Regions from separate parts of the Mus musculus genome. Here region 1 is linked to region 2. The links are chromatin loops, found by intact Hi-C in ENCODE. Cell type or tissue: left cerebral cortex. All regions are shown on one strand. Links, peaks and the distances in the headings refer to the core of each region. The heading gives the core; the rest is flanking DNA. Region 1 has its middle 120 kb from the start of Gm30837. Region 2 has its middle 130 kb from the start of Dthd1.

Region 1 (9,251 bases), core at 541-8,540, 560 kb after region 2:
ACGGGAACAAAACACCCATGGAAGGAGTTACAGAGACATAGTTTGAAGCTGAGACAAAAGGATGGACCATCTAGAGACTGTCCTACCCAGGGATTCATCCCATAATCAGCCTCCAAACGCTGACACCATTGCATACACTAGCAAGATTTTGCTGAAAGGACCCAGATATAGCTGTCTCTTGTGAGACTATGCCGGGGCCTAGCAAACACAGAAGTGGATGCTCACAGTCAGCTCTTGGATGGATCACAGGGCCCCCAATGGAGGAGCTAGAGAAAGTAACCAAGGAGCTAAAGGGATCTGCAACCCTATAGGTGGAACAACAATATGAACTAACCAGTAACCCCGGAGCTTGTGTCTCTAGCTGCATATGTATCAGAATATGGTCTAGTTGGCCATGAGTGGAAAGAGAGGCCCCGTGGTCTTGCAAACTTTATATGCCCCAGTACAGGGGAACTCCAGAGCCAAGAAGTGGGAGTGGGTGGGTAGGGGATTGGGTGGGGTTATGGGGAACTTTTGGGATAGCATTTGAAATTTGAAATGTATATAAAGAAAATATCTAATAAAAAATTTAAAAAAAGAATGGAAGAAATCAAGAAAAAAATAAATCAAGAAACAAAGAAATCAAGAAAGAAAGAATCAAGAAAATGGGGAATGCTAACAGATGTAAGAGTGGTGAATATAATTCAACCAATGGATTCATTGCAGCCTAGAATTCCTTTACCTTCTTTACTACCTAAGGCATAGCCTTTGATAATAACTGATTTAAAAGATTTCCTTTTTAGTATACCCTTGTATGAGCAGGATAGGGAAAGGTTTGCTTTCCCATAAAAATGTTCTCCCACAAGGGATGCTAAATACTCCAACTTTATGTTAATATTTTGTGCAACAACCACTAGAAATAATTTGTAGACAATTTCCTCAATCTATTATTTATCATTACATGGATGATATTTTGTTGGATTATTCTGACACAGATAATTTAGAGAAAATGTTTAAGGAAACACAAAGAATTCTGCCATGCTGTAGATTATAGATTGCTCTTGAAATCTGTAATCTGAAAATTGATCCCATTTGGGTTATAAAGTAAGTCAATAAAAATTCAACCACAAGTGGTTCAGATCAGAAGAGGTTAGTTGCAGGCCCACCTGGTTCTCTGGAAAACTAACATATTCTTTCAGTATCTGCATTAATCTTTCACTAGGTCAGAGCCCCCATGGCCCCAAATACCTCTCAAAGACCTCACAACTTTTCATTGTTAAAGTAGAAATTATAGATGTACCACATTTAAATCAGCCTAGCAGCTTTTGGTCTTCTTCCTGGTGAGCTTGCATGGTCTCTCACTCTCCTGCTTAATCCCTGCTTCCTATTTTTTTCTTTCTTTCTCCATGGCTGCATCCCAGTATATGCCCTCATAGGCATTAGTTTCCATCTTTTTACACTTTCTAAATGGCTTATGGCACATTAACTCTTGCATTGGCACATTATCATCAATGAATTCCACTACAGCAAACATTTGTGAGTCACAATTGGGAAGCCTGAACCATCCAAACAGCTGTGTGTTTAGGAAGACACCTGTGATGGCTTGGGTGGGAACTCTTTATCCAAGACTTGAGTTTTAAGACCTGGTCCCCAGCTGATGGTGTTATTTTAGGAGATTCTGGAAACTTTAGGAGGAAAGGCTGTATGAAATATATAAGTAGGCATGTGTTAATACTATATCTTGCGTGTCTTCTCTCCGCTTGTCTATCTGCTTCCTGTCCACCAAAGCTGAGTTGCTTCTGTCTCATTCTTTGTCATTTATTTATATGTTAGATTGTATATGTGATTGTATTGAGAAACAGTCTCAGTCTGGAGCCCAAATTGATCTGGAATTTACTAGTCAGCCCAGGCTGGCCACTGACTGTCACATGTTCTCGTGACCATGTTGTCTTTTCTACATGCCTAAAGCCCAGACTCCAAAACCTGGGAACTATGGACTTGAATTTCTGCCCCTCTGAGTTAAACAAAGCCCCTACTCCTTAGGTTGTCTCTCTTGGGGTTTTGTCCACAGCGATAGAAACATCTGACTAATGTATCAAGAGAGACCAAAGCCCTCTTCATAGTTTTTCATGCTGTTGGTCCTCCCTGTAACAAATGCCAGTTACCATTTTATTATCCATAGAGGAACAGAACAAGCTATTCTATGCTGTGAAGTAAATAAAATTATTTTAGGTATTGTGCTGAGTGACTTACACATATAATTTCATTTTGTTCATAACATTTCCATTGGGAATACACTGTTATTAAGTCCCTTTTCCAGATGAAAAAAACTGAAGAATGATGAATTTAAAGATATCTCTCGAGGTGACATACCTCCTAAGTATTTAAAAAGTTGTTTGAATTGGGTTAAATCCATCCTTAAACACAACTCTGTTCTGTTTCTTCCTGAGCTGCAGGCAAGAAATTCCAAGATTCATTCCAACAACTAAGTCAGTTCCCTATCTTAGGAGCTGAAGATAGTGAAGGCAAACACTTGAGTCCTACCATAACAAGAAATGAAGCAGAAGTATTCCTAACCAGATGGTAGTCACATCACCCCTCCATGGGGAATTGTAATCTGTGAGGTGCAGTGGGCAGGGCATGGGCCTTGGTGTCAGACATACTTGGGTTTCAGTCTTCCTACTTCCATTTAGAATCTGGGCAATTTAACTTAAGCAAGTTCTTTAAATTCCCTGTGCATCTCTCCCCATGTTCCCATCTGTGCCTTGGAGATTATAATAGCTACATCAACGAGCTGTTATGAGAATTGCAGGGTGTAAAGTATCCAAGTGTCTGGAAGATAGTGAGTAGGCACTCAAATGTTCAGTATTTCCATTTGCCTCCCTTGTTGGAAAGAGAAGAGCAGACTATCTAAATATCCCTGCATGGTTCCTTCAACAGAGAACAGAAACCTGAACAAAAGCACACACAGACTCCTATTTTTTTTTTTTTTTAGGAAAATGAAACATAAACCTCTAACGTTGCTAAAAGCAAAGGTTAAAACAGCAAAGAAAGTAGTATATGGAGGAAGCACACTAGAGTAGGCTTCAAGAATCGGGGAACAGGAGTTCTAATGCAGAGTCCACCACAAATGACTGTGATGCTTTTCTCTCTGACCTGCAGCATTCCATCTGAAAAGGGGCAGGTTGAATCTGATGGTAGCTTTGTCCCATCCACATGGAATTTTGAATTCTCATGGTACCTTGTTCTATCTGAGCAGAAATAGGACTAGACAGTCAAATTGATCTACAAACTAAGAATAGATCCAAGATTCTCAGTGAAGCCAACGAAGGGATGAAATAAATGTTTTTTTCTGAGCAAAGTTCTGTTCGATGGTGGCCAGGGCAAGAGCTCTTAAGTGGGGCAGCCAGGCATTCTAATGTACTCTTTACTGCTTATTCAATGTGTCGTTCACACAGGACACCATGGTCTCCTTAAAATGTTCCCTGATCAATAAAATGAAAATAACTTTTTCCCATCGAGTTTGTATTAGCTTTCTTTCTATCACTGTCATAAAACACTATAACTGAGGAAATTTATAAAAGAAAATCCATAATTGGGCTTACAGTTTGGAGGATTAGAATCAAGGATGGCAGAGCAACAGTGTTGGCAACAGAACAGCTGAGAGCTCACGTCTCACAAGCAGGAGGCAGAAGGGCGAGAGCCTGAACTTGCTTTGAATGTCTTTAAACCACAAAATTATTTTAAAGAGGCTTTTGAACCCACCAGAGACATACCTCCAACAAGGCCACACATACTAATTCTTCTCAAAAAAAAAATTCTACCAACTGAGGATCATGTCATCAAACATTTATATCTATGGGGCCATTCTCACTCAAATAACCACTTAATAGTATTCAAATTTAAGAATGTTTACAACTTTCTATTTACTGTTATTCCATCCCTTTTTCTTCTGTCATGTAAGTACGTCACTGGCCATTATCATAATGCTTCCCTTCCAGCTTCCTCCTATGGGAATGTGGCCTCTATTTTGAGGTCCTTAATGCCAAAGAGTCATATTGACACTAAAGTCAAGATAGTGCCAAGATAGTACCTTATGCATAATTTCCCAATAAATATCCTCACTGAAAGTACTGAAGAAACAAAAAAATAAGATGATGAGATTGTATTCTTTAGCTAATGAGCACTTTTTAAAGATCTACATTGAATGCAGCCAAGTGTATTGAGTTTGACCTCTCTCAAAATCAATACTATTAATATGTTTCAAGACTCTTAAAAATGTCTATACCCTCTCATCTAGAATATCTACTCCCAGGATTTTATACAGTAGAAAAAATGGGTTGATTCCAAGCAGAAAAGCTACACACCAGGGGAGAAAAGACTAAGAAAGTACACCAAAAGTATTAGTAGTGGGCATATATGAGTGATTGGATTAATAATTTTATTTTTCCATTTTCCAAAATATATTAAGTTGCCATGTCAAATTTACAGAACTATATAAAATACTTTAACCATATGAGAGATATTAAAAGTTTTCCTATATGACTATAAATATTTTTAAAGCAAAGCATTCACCTTTCAGTATTCATATACCCTCAAATCTAACACCTAATAATTTGCCTATAATGGGTGCCACTTAACACACACACGCACGCACGCACGCACGCGCACACACACACACACACACACACACACACACACACATACACACAATGGGTAACTACTTGGCTCCTTAATATATCTTCCTTCACTCCCCAAATTTAGAAATATCACTTTTATTTTCCTTCTAGCCACTTCATTTCCAAAGACATGACAGTGTCAGCAGGTTTATTTTTCCCCAAAACAGGTTAATGCTCCACTTAACTGCTGTCCAGATAGTTTTTATTAAAAAGTAGCACAGTTCTCCCTGTGAGATTTCAACGTCACATGCTAGGAGGAGCTGAGAATTTAACTAGGTTACACGGAATCTTTGGAGAATCTAATTACTGCCGCATTATTGCTGAGGTGGCCACAATGAAGTTCTCCAGTAAAAAGTGAATCCTGGTTATGGGTTCTTCTTTGTTTCAGTACTAAATCTGTGGTAATTTTTTGCTTTGGAGAAAGGCCAATGTTTGCTTGGACAGGTTTGTTTTCACTAAGGGAAGATTTCAGCTCTCAGTCAATTAGCAGTCACTGCATCTTTGTTAAGTGGACGTGTCTTTAAAACCAGCCTCTGCCACCACAAGCCTTCCTGTGGATTCATATCAAGTACCTAAATTCTTGTATTTTTGTAAGCTGTCCGCTATTCTGCCACATCCATGAGAGCCCAGCATGATAATAGTCTCCCTTCCTACAACAAAAGCCTTCCCTGCTACTCTTTTTGTGCTGTGGATCTGTTTCTCTCATTCCCTAAATTAATGGTGCTTTAAAAAGGTAGTTCACACTTAGCTGAATAAATCTGAAATCTTACTTCTCCTGTGCATTCCAGTTCTGATTTCTCCCATACTGAAAAGAAAAAGGTTTGAAGCCAAACAATGGCTGTTTTCTATTCTTCCACTCATTTGTAAGTCGTGTGGTTTGCTCTTCTCTCATTGAAAATTGTGACTCTACATAAATGAGAAAGAGCTAGAATTTTATCTATGTTTCAAAATTATACTTTAAAACAAGCAATAGCTTTAAAGTATCTACAATTCTGTAAAAGAAAAGAAAGAAGGAGAGAGTGTGGGGAAGGAAATGTCCACACAAGTAAAGGATGTCTTTATCAAACCCCACCCCTCAAGGCTCAGATATTTCTGAAGATAAGGAGATGGAACAATTTTAAGAGGAAAATGTAGTGGTAGGTAACTCCAAGATAATACATAATAATATATAAACTCACAGAGGCTATGATACCATGCAGAAGACTTGCATAGACACATATAAACTCACAGAAACTGTGAAACCATGTAGAAGACCCACATAGTTTCAAACTGACAAAAATCCCATTACTTAGAAGGCAGAGTGTACACAAAATCCCACTACTAGCCAGAGAGCTGTTTAAAATTGATGCCTAATGGGAAAGGGAAAATCAGTTTTCTCTAACCAAGTGTCATTATGAGCCATATTCCAGGACAGGCCCTGGGCCTAGGCGTAGTTAGTTGGCAAACACAAAACAGACTATGTGGTTGTTGTTTTTGTTATTGGTGGTGGTGGTGGTGGTGGTGGTGGTGTGTGTGTGTGTGTAAAGCATTTTGTTTTACTACTTTTGTTCTAGTGGGTTTTGGGGGGGTTGTTTGTTTGTTTTTTGCTTGTTTGACTTTTGTTGTTGTGGTGGTGGTGGTTGATTGGTTGGTTGGTTGGTTGGTTGGTTGGTTGGTTGGTTGGTTGCCCTGGGGGTTTGAAAGAGAGAAAGAACAAATGTTGGGTGGGTAGAGAGAGGTGAGGAGGACCTGGAAGAAGTTAGAGGAGGGGAAAGAATTTGGTCAGCAGATAGTGTATGAAAAAAAGTAGAAAAAAAAAAAAGAAAAGGAATATTTTAACACAATGTAAAAAATAAAATGTGCCCATGAAAGTCTGTGTTCACATCTTCATCTGCCTCAAACCATTCCCCTCCCCACTGGCAGTTAACTACATCAATAGTTAGTGGGTCCCTTTTTCTATGTGTCCACATTAATATACCAACACTTTCACAAGTATAGTACATGCGTAGCTTCTCAGAGCAAATAAACTTGCTAGCATGTATTTGTCTGCTTCAACTTTTCTTATTGCTTTAAAGCTAGAAGGACGAGCCACTAAGCGTAGGACAAAGAATAACATGAAGACTGAGAGACACAGAATGGGCAGATGGCTGGCCTTTCTGCTGAAAATATCTCGCGAATACATAGGCATACTTCACGTCCGTGCCACACAAAGCTTTTTAAATTTAGCAGTGGAAGATTAAGTACAAACTTTTGGATTTTACTTTCTTTTTTTACAGTGTTTCTGTTGCTAATGGTAAAAAACAAGACCACAGAGTCTAAATTTGAGGGGCCTCAATTTAATTACCTTTCTATATTTACTAGACAAATTAGAAAAGGGCTCTGACTTCTTTGGGAGTTTATTTTGGTAGCAATCTTCAAGTCTGAGGAGCTAAAGAGGTGAAAGCAGCTATAGTCTATGAACAGGAACGGGGCATATATTTAGTGTTCTTCCTTTCACACTGCGTCTGTGCTGCCCAAGGTGATGGCTTTCATAGCCCACTCAAGCTGTGAATATCTTTACATGCGGGGAGCCGTCCCCTGCCGCCTTAGTAACACGCCTTGAAGAAAGTATTAAAAGCTCAGAACAAGATGGCAATCTGAGTGTAAGGAGGTTTACTAGTTTCTAAAAAAAAAAAAAAAAAAAAAAAAAAAAGGATAAATGAAACACCTTTTGAAGCAACTGTCAGGAAATGAAGAAAGATTTGTACTACATAGGAGAGGATTTCAGTGTTCGGGTTAAAAAGAAAACTCATTGAAAAGACCTCATGGGAATTTCTAGGAGATTGGGATCTTATAAAGCACTTTGTTGAAAACAGTAAAGGTTGTAGAGAGAAAGATAGTAAAATAGGGGAGCGCACGAAGACCAGGATAAGCAGCATCCTATTACAGACATCGCAGCTGTCAAACAATGGAAGTTAATATTATGTCAGTCTGTAAGAAATTTGTATTTGATTTGAAGATGGTCATTAGCCTATGAGTTAAATGAGATGAGAAATTAACTAAAACATTTGCAACAGGTAATATCCAAAAGTCAAAAACATGCTCTTTAAAAGTCAAAGACTAGTAAATAGAAGACAATGAATGTCTTAATTCATCTGTAATAAAGGGTTGAGGAAACTTGTATCATGTCCCACGGCCTTTATGATGACTTGACCACAGGTATGTCCAGTAAAAGATTTCTTGAGTGATCATAACACTGATAAATAATTTTTCTCTTATTTATGTATAAATATGGAGAGAAAGACCCTAATAATTTATACTTTCAACATTGGTAATTCTTATTTCAGTCATTAATATTGATCATCACACAAATCAAGATGATGAAAGAAATAAGACCAACAATTGCTTTGTGTATTTATAATGGACTGCTTATAAAGCTGTAGAGTTTAGATGCTTCAATACTATTTTTTCATAAGCAGCCTGCTCTCCTAACAAGAACTTGTAATCTGAACAGATGGGCTTTCCATGGGTGGTGGTGGTACCTGAAAAGGGAATATGACACACATTTATTTTCTGAAAAATAAAACAAACATTATTAAAACTAAGAAACTTTAAAATTTTTATTTTTTTTAACAAAGGAGGAATTGTTTTCCTCACAGAATTAGAGGGTGTGGTCCATGGTTGCTTGGGCCCATGTCTTTCAGCAAAACATAACTGCTACAGAAACAAATGCTGAAGGATATTCTTTGTGTGCACAGAAGTGTGTGGGCACAGGTGTGTGTGTCCAAAGGTCAGTGGGAGATGTCTCTCTCAGTCACTTTCTATCTTATTTTTAAAATAGCATCACTTACTGAACCTAGAGTTTAATGACTAGCTAGGATAGCAGACACTTCAGGAACCCTCCTATCTCCACCTTCATTCAGTTAAGTCACCTTCTCTTGAAGTGTTAAGTCTATCAAAACATTAACACCAGATAGTGATCAAGTGTCCAACACAGGAGCCGATGGAGCATACTTCACATTCAAACCATAACAAATATCCTCTTGAAACTCAATTTAGAGAAGAGTTTGCATCCACAAATACCCAAGTAGAGATGTGTATCACTTGAACTGTGTTCTACCTTTGTATTCCCCCCGCCCCTGCCTCCTGCATCTCTCAGAGTAGTTCAGAGTTGATGCGGAGAAGTATACTTCACATTCCTCCAGAGATGTCAGTGTGAGTGCTCCCAGTCATCACATGCAGATGAAAGACACTGCCTTTGGGATTCAGTAAAGTGTGATTGAAATTAATCAAGACACTTCAGAAATTTTTTAGTTTCTAATATGTATTATTGTCAAACAATGGAGAGTGTTCAAAAAATCACAGAAGAAAACTCAGCATATCTTCTATTGCAGATGTGTGACCATGTGAACAGAATTCACCTTGTATGACTGATTCTTCAAATAAGTTAGTGTTTTGACAATTTCATACTGGTGTCTAATGCATTTTGATTTCTCTCTCCATGCACTCTTATTGCCCTTTTGTCCCATTGAAGCTCCCTCCTCCATACCAGCCCCTTACCCAGACTCCTAACTTCAAGTTTCCTTTGTGGCTCATTTAATTTAACCAGGATCATCTGCATGACCATTAGATAGA
Region 2 (9,251 bases), core at 864-8,863:
TTAGAGTAATGAGCATACCGATGGGAAATGATCTATATGGAATAACCATATGTAGCCTCTTGAGTCTCCAGGACTGATTGTCCATCCTCACATTATGCCGTCATTGTTCCTATCTCTGACTCCACAAGAACTTCCATAAGAACTGAGTCCTGATTACTTTCTCCATGGAAACCTCAGTGAGATTCTCTGCCTCTAAAGTCTTGGACTTCTTCTCTTTCACTCAGTATTTTTTTTTATAGCCCAACATATCTCAGGATGTTTGCTAAATGTTGCGTGTGTTGTTCCTTATCTCTGTGGGTTTCTTCGGTGTTTTATAATGCAGACGAATAAGCAAAGACATCAGCTTTGAGAGAAGTAATAGGACCATGGAGGAGACACTGGTGGTACACAATCGTACTGCTTGATGGATTCTTCCTGGAATGGGAAGGTATACCTCTTTCATGTGGGACCTATGTACTAATAAATGAAATTTCCAGGGATAGTGAAAGGAAGGTAAAGTAGAGTACAGTGATCCTTGGAGAATTAGGAAAAAGAAGCAGTGGGCCTCACAGAGCCCCGAGGCCTAGTAACTTGCACAGAGCACTCATCACTGATTTAAGAGTTACGAGGAAGGAGACAGAGGGTTCTCTCCCCAGACAAAATAAGAAAATCAACTCTGACTATTCGTGAAGGTCAGTAGAACCTTGTGAAGTGAAGAAGAGTGACTGTATTCATGTTTGTATTCATCTAATGACATAGTAAACTAAGATGAAGATGTGGCCACCAGACTGAGGACCAGAACCTACACAAAGGGAGAATGGGCAATGAACCATCTAAGGCTTGTTTCCACTAGAGTCATATCTTTGGTTGATGATGCAAAAACCAACAACTTCACGACTTCCACAGATAAACTTCCTTGTACCTGCATTTTGAGATAGACATGGTAGGACATGAATTGGATTCCTATATTGATTATGCCAACTAGTATTTTTATAGAGTACATATTTAAATGTACATATATACATTTTTCCTAAAAATGTCTTTAATTATTAACAAGATTTATTTTTTTAAGCAAACACAGAATAATTGAATTTACTATCTTTATGTATATAAATAGAGAACTCATTTGGAAATAACTTGATTTTATATTCTTGTGGAAATAACTAGAAAATACCACAACTAATGGTATACTATACACATCTATACACATCTAGGATTGGCAGATTAATATGAGAATTTATAAAACATATTTTTGTTAAATGTTTTATAAAAGCAACAACAATGGCCTTAGTTTGTTGAATATAATTTTATTTCATTATTTGTGTAATAATTATAAATTAACTAGGGAACATATTGTAGAGCAGAAAAAGTAAAACTGTAAGAATTTGTTATTATATTATTATAATGGACAAACTTCTTTTTCCTTATTATTCAATTCTCAATCTGTACCACATTCATTTAAACTAAGTATTAATAATTTTGGTAAAGTAATAAGTATAAAACATAATTTCTCATGAGATACGTACTTTCAATTCTCGATATTAAATAGCTTAGCCTTTTTCTTCTCTTCATGAATAAGTTTAATGAGAGTTGTGAGATTCTAGTTAAAATTGTCCTTGATTTAACTCATTTCAGTGGCAATAGACTCCTGAGAAACAAGAAAAGCTGGAGTTTGCTGATCTTAACTTTTACTACTGGAAACAAGTTTAGTTCTTTTTACTGCATTTAGTGACATAAAATAGTCAAAATATTTATGTGTTAAATATTAAAATAATATCTGATAAAAACTTGAGCAAATATATTAGGATTAACAAACTTTAAAAATTTGTACTAGTGTGTGAAATTTTAGTTTGGTACAGTGCTATTGTTAATTATTGCTATGAATACCAGAATGCATACTTAAGCATGGTTTATTGACAACCATGAAAAAGATGTTTTAGCTCATTGCCATTCATTGATTCTTAGCAGTCCTAAACATTTTATGCAATTTCAGCTATATAAGAGTGGGGAAGATAATTTACCAAACATCCTATTCCGCCAAATTAGAAATTCTGTTTCTTCATAATACGTCCTCTCTCTTCTTTTCTCTCAGCCCCCCTCTCTCTTTGTCTTGAAGAGAAATCTTAGTAGACTTTCTGTCTTAGACAACCTCTGCTAATATTGAATGCCTGATCAGCATGAGCAATCACTATTGGTGATAGCATTTCCCTGTTTGGATTCTGGACTGTGTCAGTGAAGAAGAGGAGCTGAGTAGCAAACATCCATTTATCCTTTGCTCTTTGCTTCTTCACTCTGGGAGAAACATAACTGGCTCCTGATGCTGTGACTTCCCCCACAATCATGGACTGTAACCTAGAATGCTGAGTTTACAAAATCCCTCTGTCTTTTAGGTTGACTTTGTCTGGTTATTTTACCACAGCAACTAATGAGAAACTAAAGTATCTGCTTTGTAACAGAAATGATGGCAAAGATTAGGATACAGTGCTCATTTTATTCCTATTGTCAGTACCTGTCAATTAATAATTTAATCAAATGAAACAGAAAGCATGACAAACTGATAATATTTTATTATAATGAAAATAATGGACTGTTTCATTAATAGTTAATTCATGATTACATAGATGACTCTGGTTAGTAGTTGTGGGTCACAAAAGAAAGAGGCCTGAAGGTGGGACAGTAACCTGTAGGAGGAGTTTAATGAGAGTTTATTGAATGTGTAACACAAATCAGAGAGGGAGGTGCGAATAAATAAAAAAGAAAGAACTGTATATGTGTATGAAGTTGTCAGTGAACAAACCCAACAGAATCTATGCACAAAAATCATCCTGAGTGAGATATCCCAGACCCAGGAAAACAAACCTGGCATGTACCCACTCAAATTGGACCAGACATTTCTTGGTTACTCCCACATGTTCCGTGCCACCATTACCATAGCACAGTTGACAGACAGGGCCAATTGAAGGTCAGAGACTTTGTGACTAGCTTGGTGTCCCAGTCCCACCACCAGAAGCCTTGCCAGCTTACAGAGGCTCTGTATCCTCCATTACCAGTTGTCCCTGCTAGGGTCATTTCAGGGACTTTAGGGGATACCAGCAGTTAAGTGAAAGATAGTCAAGCTACAATCCACAGACTCAGAGAGGCTAAGTAACAAGAAGCACTCAAGGTGGAAGTGCATGGATCTCCCTGGGAAGGGGAAATAGAATAGATTTCACAAGTGAACTGGGGACTAGCAGGAATCTGAACAGGAGGGATAAGGTGTGGAGGGAGAGGACTGGGAGAGACAACTGGAACTGGGCATTTTGGGGGATGATGTGGAAACCTTGTGCTGTAGAAACTTCCTGGAATGGGGGATACAGAGCCTGAACCTCCCATCTCCTGTATCCTGGCAAGGATTCCAGTGGTTGGATTGGGACACCAGCCCAGTCACAAAACCTCCGACCTACAATCAGCTCTGCCTGCCAAATGTGCTAGAGTAATGTTATGGTGGCACAGAACTTGTAGGAATAGCCAACCATTGATTGTTCCAACTTGAGGCCCATGCCGTCACTAGGAGCTTACACCTGGTGGTACCTAGAGAGCAAGAAAACAGAGGCTGGAGAGCCCAGAGATCCAGGATAAAACCAAACATGACTGTCACAAAAAAAATCACTGAAATGATTTCTCATATTAATTTTGCTATACTCATACATTAGTGCCTGGCCCAATCTTCATCAGAAAGGCTTCATCCAGCAAATGATGGAAGCAAATCTCAGAGACCCACATTAGAGACTAAACATTAGGCAGAACTAGGATAAGAGGGCAAGGAAGGATTGAAGGACCCAGAGGGCTTGAGGAGACCACAAGAGCATGGCCTACAGAACCCTTAGCAGGGCTCACAGAGGCTCACATAGACTGAAGTCACAAGAACCTGTAGGGGCTGAGCTAGGTTGGCATTGTGTACATCATGGTGTGTAGCTTGGTGTTTTTGTGCCATTCCTGACAGTATAAGTATCTCTGACTCTTATGCCTGCTCTTGGGACCCCTATTTTCCTTCTGGGTTGCCCTCTCCAGCTTTGAAATGCAGATATGTTCTTAGTCTTATTTAACTTGATATGTTGTGTTTGGTTGATATCCTTTGAATGCCTGTTCTTTTCTGAATGGGAAAGGAGGAGGAGTGGACCTAGGTGAGAGGGCAGGTGGAGCAGAGGGACTGAGAAATGTGGTTAGAGGAAAGCTGTGGTCAGGATGTAGTATATGGGAGAAGAATGAATAAAATAAAAAATAAAATAAAATAAAATAAAATAAAATAAAATAAAACAAAACTAAGAAATCTTTAGCACCCTCTATGTAGCAGGTGTGAGACCAAGCAAATAGACGACTCATACTGTAAGAGAGTGATACTTGCTTACTTCCACATGGGGGCACTCTAGAACTCAGAAATAGAATTTCTGCACTTGACCAAGTTTTATTGTTGCGTTGGAACAGAAAGTGTGTGATATCTGTCTGTCGTGGTGGTTGTTTTAACGTGTTCTTTGTATGAAAGACAAATTAGCACTTCTCAAATTTGAAGAAGTGTTATCGTTTGAAAACATGGCATTTCACCCTTGTCTTTCTTCTTTCGCTCCAGAAGTAGTATATAAGGAAGACATTTGACTTCCTTTATGCATTTGTTCTTTGATTACTCAGAGAACTTAGAACGGCAGCTTACAGGTTTATGATAACATAAAAACTTGTATTTCCTGATAATCTGCATGGTTTATCTCAGTAGAAAGTTTGGATGACAATTGTGAAATTTGAGTGCTTTTGTGACAAACATATAACATTCTAAAACACTGACCTGGGCTAAGTATAAAAGGTACATATTTTTAGGCTAACAAAATTGTGACCTGTTTCTATAAAAAGAAATGTGCCACCATATAGTTGCTTTTATTAGATATGTTTATGCACAAATTTTGCTATTATTTGGAACAAATTATCATGTGTCTTCCTGGTTAAAAAAAATTCATCATTGTACTAGTTCTGAAAGACACCTGACTGTCTTATTTTATCTTTAATTGGAAAATATCAGTGTTATGAAATATTTTTAATGGATAATTGCTATATAATTAGTACCACTGAACAATTTGTTCTGCTTTGTAGATAATCTTCTTAAAAAAGATTTAGTTTTGTCATTTTCTCTCTCTCTCCCTCCGTCTCTCTCTCTCTGTGTGTGTGTGTGTGTGTGTGTGTGTGTGTGTGTGTGTGTGTGTTTGTGTATGTGCGTGCATGCCCATGCACTCTGTGAGACTGTATGGAAAGTTACTACTGCCATAGAGGATTCAACACTTTTCTACCTTCTACAGGCAACTGTACTGACTGGTGGTTGTGAACTGTCTGACACAGGATCTGAAAGCTGACCTGGGTCCTCTGGAAGAGCAGTAAGCATTCTTAACCATTGTGTCATCTCTCTAGCCCCAAGGCAGCTGACCTTTTCTTTTTAATTATAAACATTTATTTTTAGTTATGTATATGTGTGCAAGCCTATTTGTATCACATGTGTGCCGTACCTGTGGAGGCCAGATAAAGGTGCAAGATCTTCCACAATTTAGAGTCACACATGGTTCTGAGCTGCCTGATATGAGGGCTGAGATCTGAACTTGGGTCTTCTGTATGATCAACGTGTGCACTCCATCACTGAGCCCCACTTGTGGTTACTCAAAATTTATTTGCCTTTTCTGTCAGTCTTTTCTCTATTCTAAACAGTAATAACATCACCGAAACCATGCTTGGCACACTTGAACTTTACTCAGATATGGAGAAAGTTCCTTTGGGTTTCTTAACAGAGATGATACATCAAAATGAATTTAAGTTTTGAAAGTTATCATATTGTTTCAGAATAAAATACATGTTGCTCCATGTCATTCTTTATGCCATTGTTTGGTAGTCCCAGGACATTTTTAGTGTATCATTCTCTATTATTTCTTGTACCATGATCTATGTCAAGTCATACAAAAAAGTAGCTTTAAGTTTTAATCTAAAGTCTTTACTTCCGAACACTTGGATGTCAAACATCAATATCCTGAAACAGAGATTTCCTATAGCTTAGCAAGACATTTTAAGTATATCCAGATGCATCAAGTGTTCCTTATATTTAGTGCCTTTCACCTATCACTTCTGAAGACTACGCATTGGTCTGTACTCACCTGCGGTGGCAGCAGGGATTACCATTGTCAACATGGCTGCTCAATTCCCTCACCATCCTGAATTTTTTTCAGCTTTTCAGTATCTCCTCTTCCATTTATTGACTTGGAGGGTTTTACTTCTTATTCTCAAGAATGGTCAGCCTTGAATGTGTTATATACCTGAAAATGTCACTACAGATCATTAAGGTCTTTGAGTGGGTGTGTGCAGCCACTGTCTGTCTCTCCCTCTCTCCTTTCTCCCTCTTTCCCACTTTCTCTTTGTTTCAGCTTATAAAACTTTCTCTTGAGAACTGTTTCTTCCATTTTTATAGGCACTTTGGGTTAAATCTGTTTTTCTTCCATTTTTATGGACAATTTTATGGGCTCTGTGAAACTAAAATTTCATGTTCTTTGGTTCTTGGAAAAAATCCTGAAACTCTTTTGATGACTTCATGTTCTCTGTATTTTTTTTCTTCTCCCCTGTTCTTTATTTCTGGCACCACTGTGAAAGATTTTTCTGGATTTGTTCTCTCGTTATCTTCTTTTTATCTCATCAGCCTTGGCTCTACTTTCTGACAGTTTTCTTCAACTTCATTCTTCAATATCCTGATGAATATTTCCCCATACCATCATATTTTCTCTCCTCTATCTTTTTTATCTTATCCCCTCCTTTGCTTTATATTAAGTTTTATTTAATTAAAATAAAGATGTCGTCATCCTTTCCTTCATTTCTCTCAGGATATTTGTGGTAATTTCTTTATTTTCTTTTTAAAAATTAAAGCATACAGAAACCATTAATCTGAGAGAAAGCAAAGGAGGGGGTTCATGGGAAGGGTTGGAGGAGAGGAGGTAAAAATAACATCATTTTACTTTCATTAAAATATTCTTTCAGAGTGGTATACACGGGCATTATTCATTTTCTTTAAATTATTTCTGATATATTGTTCATATCACACTAATTTTTTATAGTTTGGTAGCAACATAATTTTATGAGGATTATATAACATAATCAGATATTATTTGTGCATGTGATAGCTAATGATACCTGTAGAATCTCATTGCATGACACAGATACACAGGATTTTATCTATGTACTGTGCACACAGGAGGATGCTCTGACCTGTGAATTCTCACATCTCTGTCAATACTGACTATATCCTTTCAGAAGCCTTTCATCCAGTTACCTTAACTGCATCACACACCACTCATGTCACGTCTACCTAATACCCACCAGGTGATCACAGATTTCATCCTAGTTTATCTTGGTAAAGTCTGAACACACGGAAAGGAAGAAAACTTAGAGTGGCTGGGTTGCAAGCTCTTTTTTTTTTTATTAAAATAACTAATTTTATTTATTTGGAACATTTTATTATGAGTCATGTTTAGAACAAAAAAGGAATTTTTTATTACTTACTACTTATTAGCCAGATGATATTGAAAAATACTTTAACCTCAAAGACCCTCTCCTTTTAATAATTTAGTAAATAATACCTAATCTATAAAGCTAACATGAAAATTGCTAATGAATTTAAACTGCAAACTAAATCATCCATGCAAATATCAACTTAATGTTAACTTTTATAGTTAAAGAAAAGGGAAATGTATGTATGAAACTGGATGAATACATAGAATGCACAGGGAAGCATTGTATGATACAAAGGCACTCTTTCTTAGTACACAGACTTAACTGTGTATTGAAATATACACACATAATTGTGCCCATCTGACGGGTCAGAGTTATTATTAGGAAACTTCTAGCTGTTTGGGGAGATAGTCTGGTAGTCTTGAGAACCTACATTGTCAAGGTGGTGAGGGTGTTCCTCACTCAGTGTATGCTTGCTTATTTTTATCTCTTCTCGTGTTTATGTTATTTGCTTGTGATTGGTCTCCTTCATTTCAGAGTATCTTTATTACTTTGTTGTTGATTAGAGTTCTATTCTTTTAGAAGGTCTCAGAAGTAAGTCCACTGCAGGCAACAGAACATTTATTAATGTGATACAATTGAGTTGTATGCAGATTTAGTTAGAAGTTATATTTGAGGCAAGGGAAACATTGGAGAGCTATACAGTCATTTTCCTCACTCACCCTGTCTGCACACTTCTGACTTTACAATACTACCATTTTGTTAAAACACTCAATATCCCAATTATTTTTTATTTTCTCATTCTAGGTGGGCAACTCTGAAACTGTTCATTAAGGGAAGGCAAACAAATGAACAAATCTAATACCACTAAGAAGAACCAATTATGCTGACCAGGTTCCTTTCACTTCAAGTGGTCAGCTTGCCCCTTAAGGTGACCAGCTGCTCTATCTCCCCATGATGCTTGTTGTTGCTTAGATAGATATTGTCTCTAACATGCAATGATTTAAGTATAACACTGTTAAACTTTAGTTGTAGTTCTTAACAGAGATTCATTGAAGCCATAAATGTGGGAAGAGAAGCCACAGGCCTTAGCTAAGCTGAGAGTCCAGTAACAGACAAGGAGGAGATCAGGCAGATGCCTGTGGGTTCAAGTCACTATGCTGAAAAGTGAGACACATGTCTACAGATAGGGACACTCAATAAATACAGAGATATGGGGGCACTACAGGTGGCTAGTGGAGCAAGATCAGATCTTTGTACACTCAGGTGTTTTACCCATTGTACCTTCAAGGAACAAAGTATCAGTGGATATCAGTAATATCTGTAATACTAGATACAGGTATGCAGTCAGTGAGGAGAAAAGCAAGTGTCTAATGCTACTGGGAGTGGATGGGAAGGCCAGCTGGTACGTTTGAGACTCCAGAGGATCTGAGGAACATCGATATCCCACAACAGTAGTCTACATAATATTTTGACAAGTTGATCTACACTGTTTCTTTGGTGTTGCCTATGTATATGCTAAACCAGAACCAACAGGATACTACACTATGACTATAGGGTTTTTTTTGTAGCTTCTTTATTTTTCTTGGTGATGGAAACATTTTACAGATGTTTCTGTAGATCAGAATAATATATTTTCTAAAGCAGCTGGGGAAAAAAATCAAGCTACATATATAGCTGCATAATGATTAGTTTGCATCAATAAGGAAGAATAATACACATTTATATGTACAGGAAATGAGATATGTAACATTTTAATAAAGTGATAA

Evidence for each region. A loop is a pair of places that touch in the nucleus more often than their neighbours do. Peaks named below come from ENCODE experiments on the same cell type or tissue, not always from the same donor. Only the 100,000 strongest peaks of a DNase experiment are listed, where the experiment ranks them.
Region 1: a loop joins it to region 2, with 7 times the contacts of the local background. A loop is called at or near these places in 3 of 42 quality-filtered maps.

The regions. Positions count from the first base shown.
Region 1 is chr5:63,496,482-63,505,732 of GRCm38, forward strand. No RefSeq gene overlaps it. Among named protein-coding and RNA genes, the nearest start is that of Gm30837, 120 kb to the right of the region's middle. In left cerebral cortex, for the core only: no CTCF peak of the experiment used is centred there; DNase peaks (open chromatin) are centred at 2,694, 5,253, 6,789 and 7,139; H3K27ac peaks cover 3,502 bases.
Region 2 is chr5:62,934,862-62,944,112 of GRCm38, forward strand. No RefSeq gene overlaps it. Among named protein-coding and RNA genes, the nearest start is that of Dthd1, 130 kb to the left of the region's middle. In left cerebral cortex, for the core only: a CTCF peak has its summit at 4,360 (motif pointing right); DNase peaks (open chromatin) are centred at 4,401 and 6,570.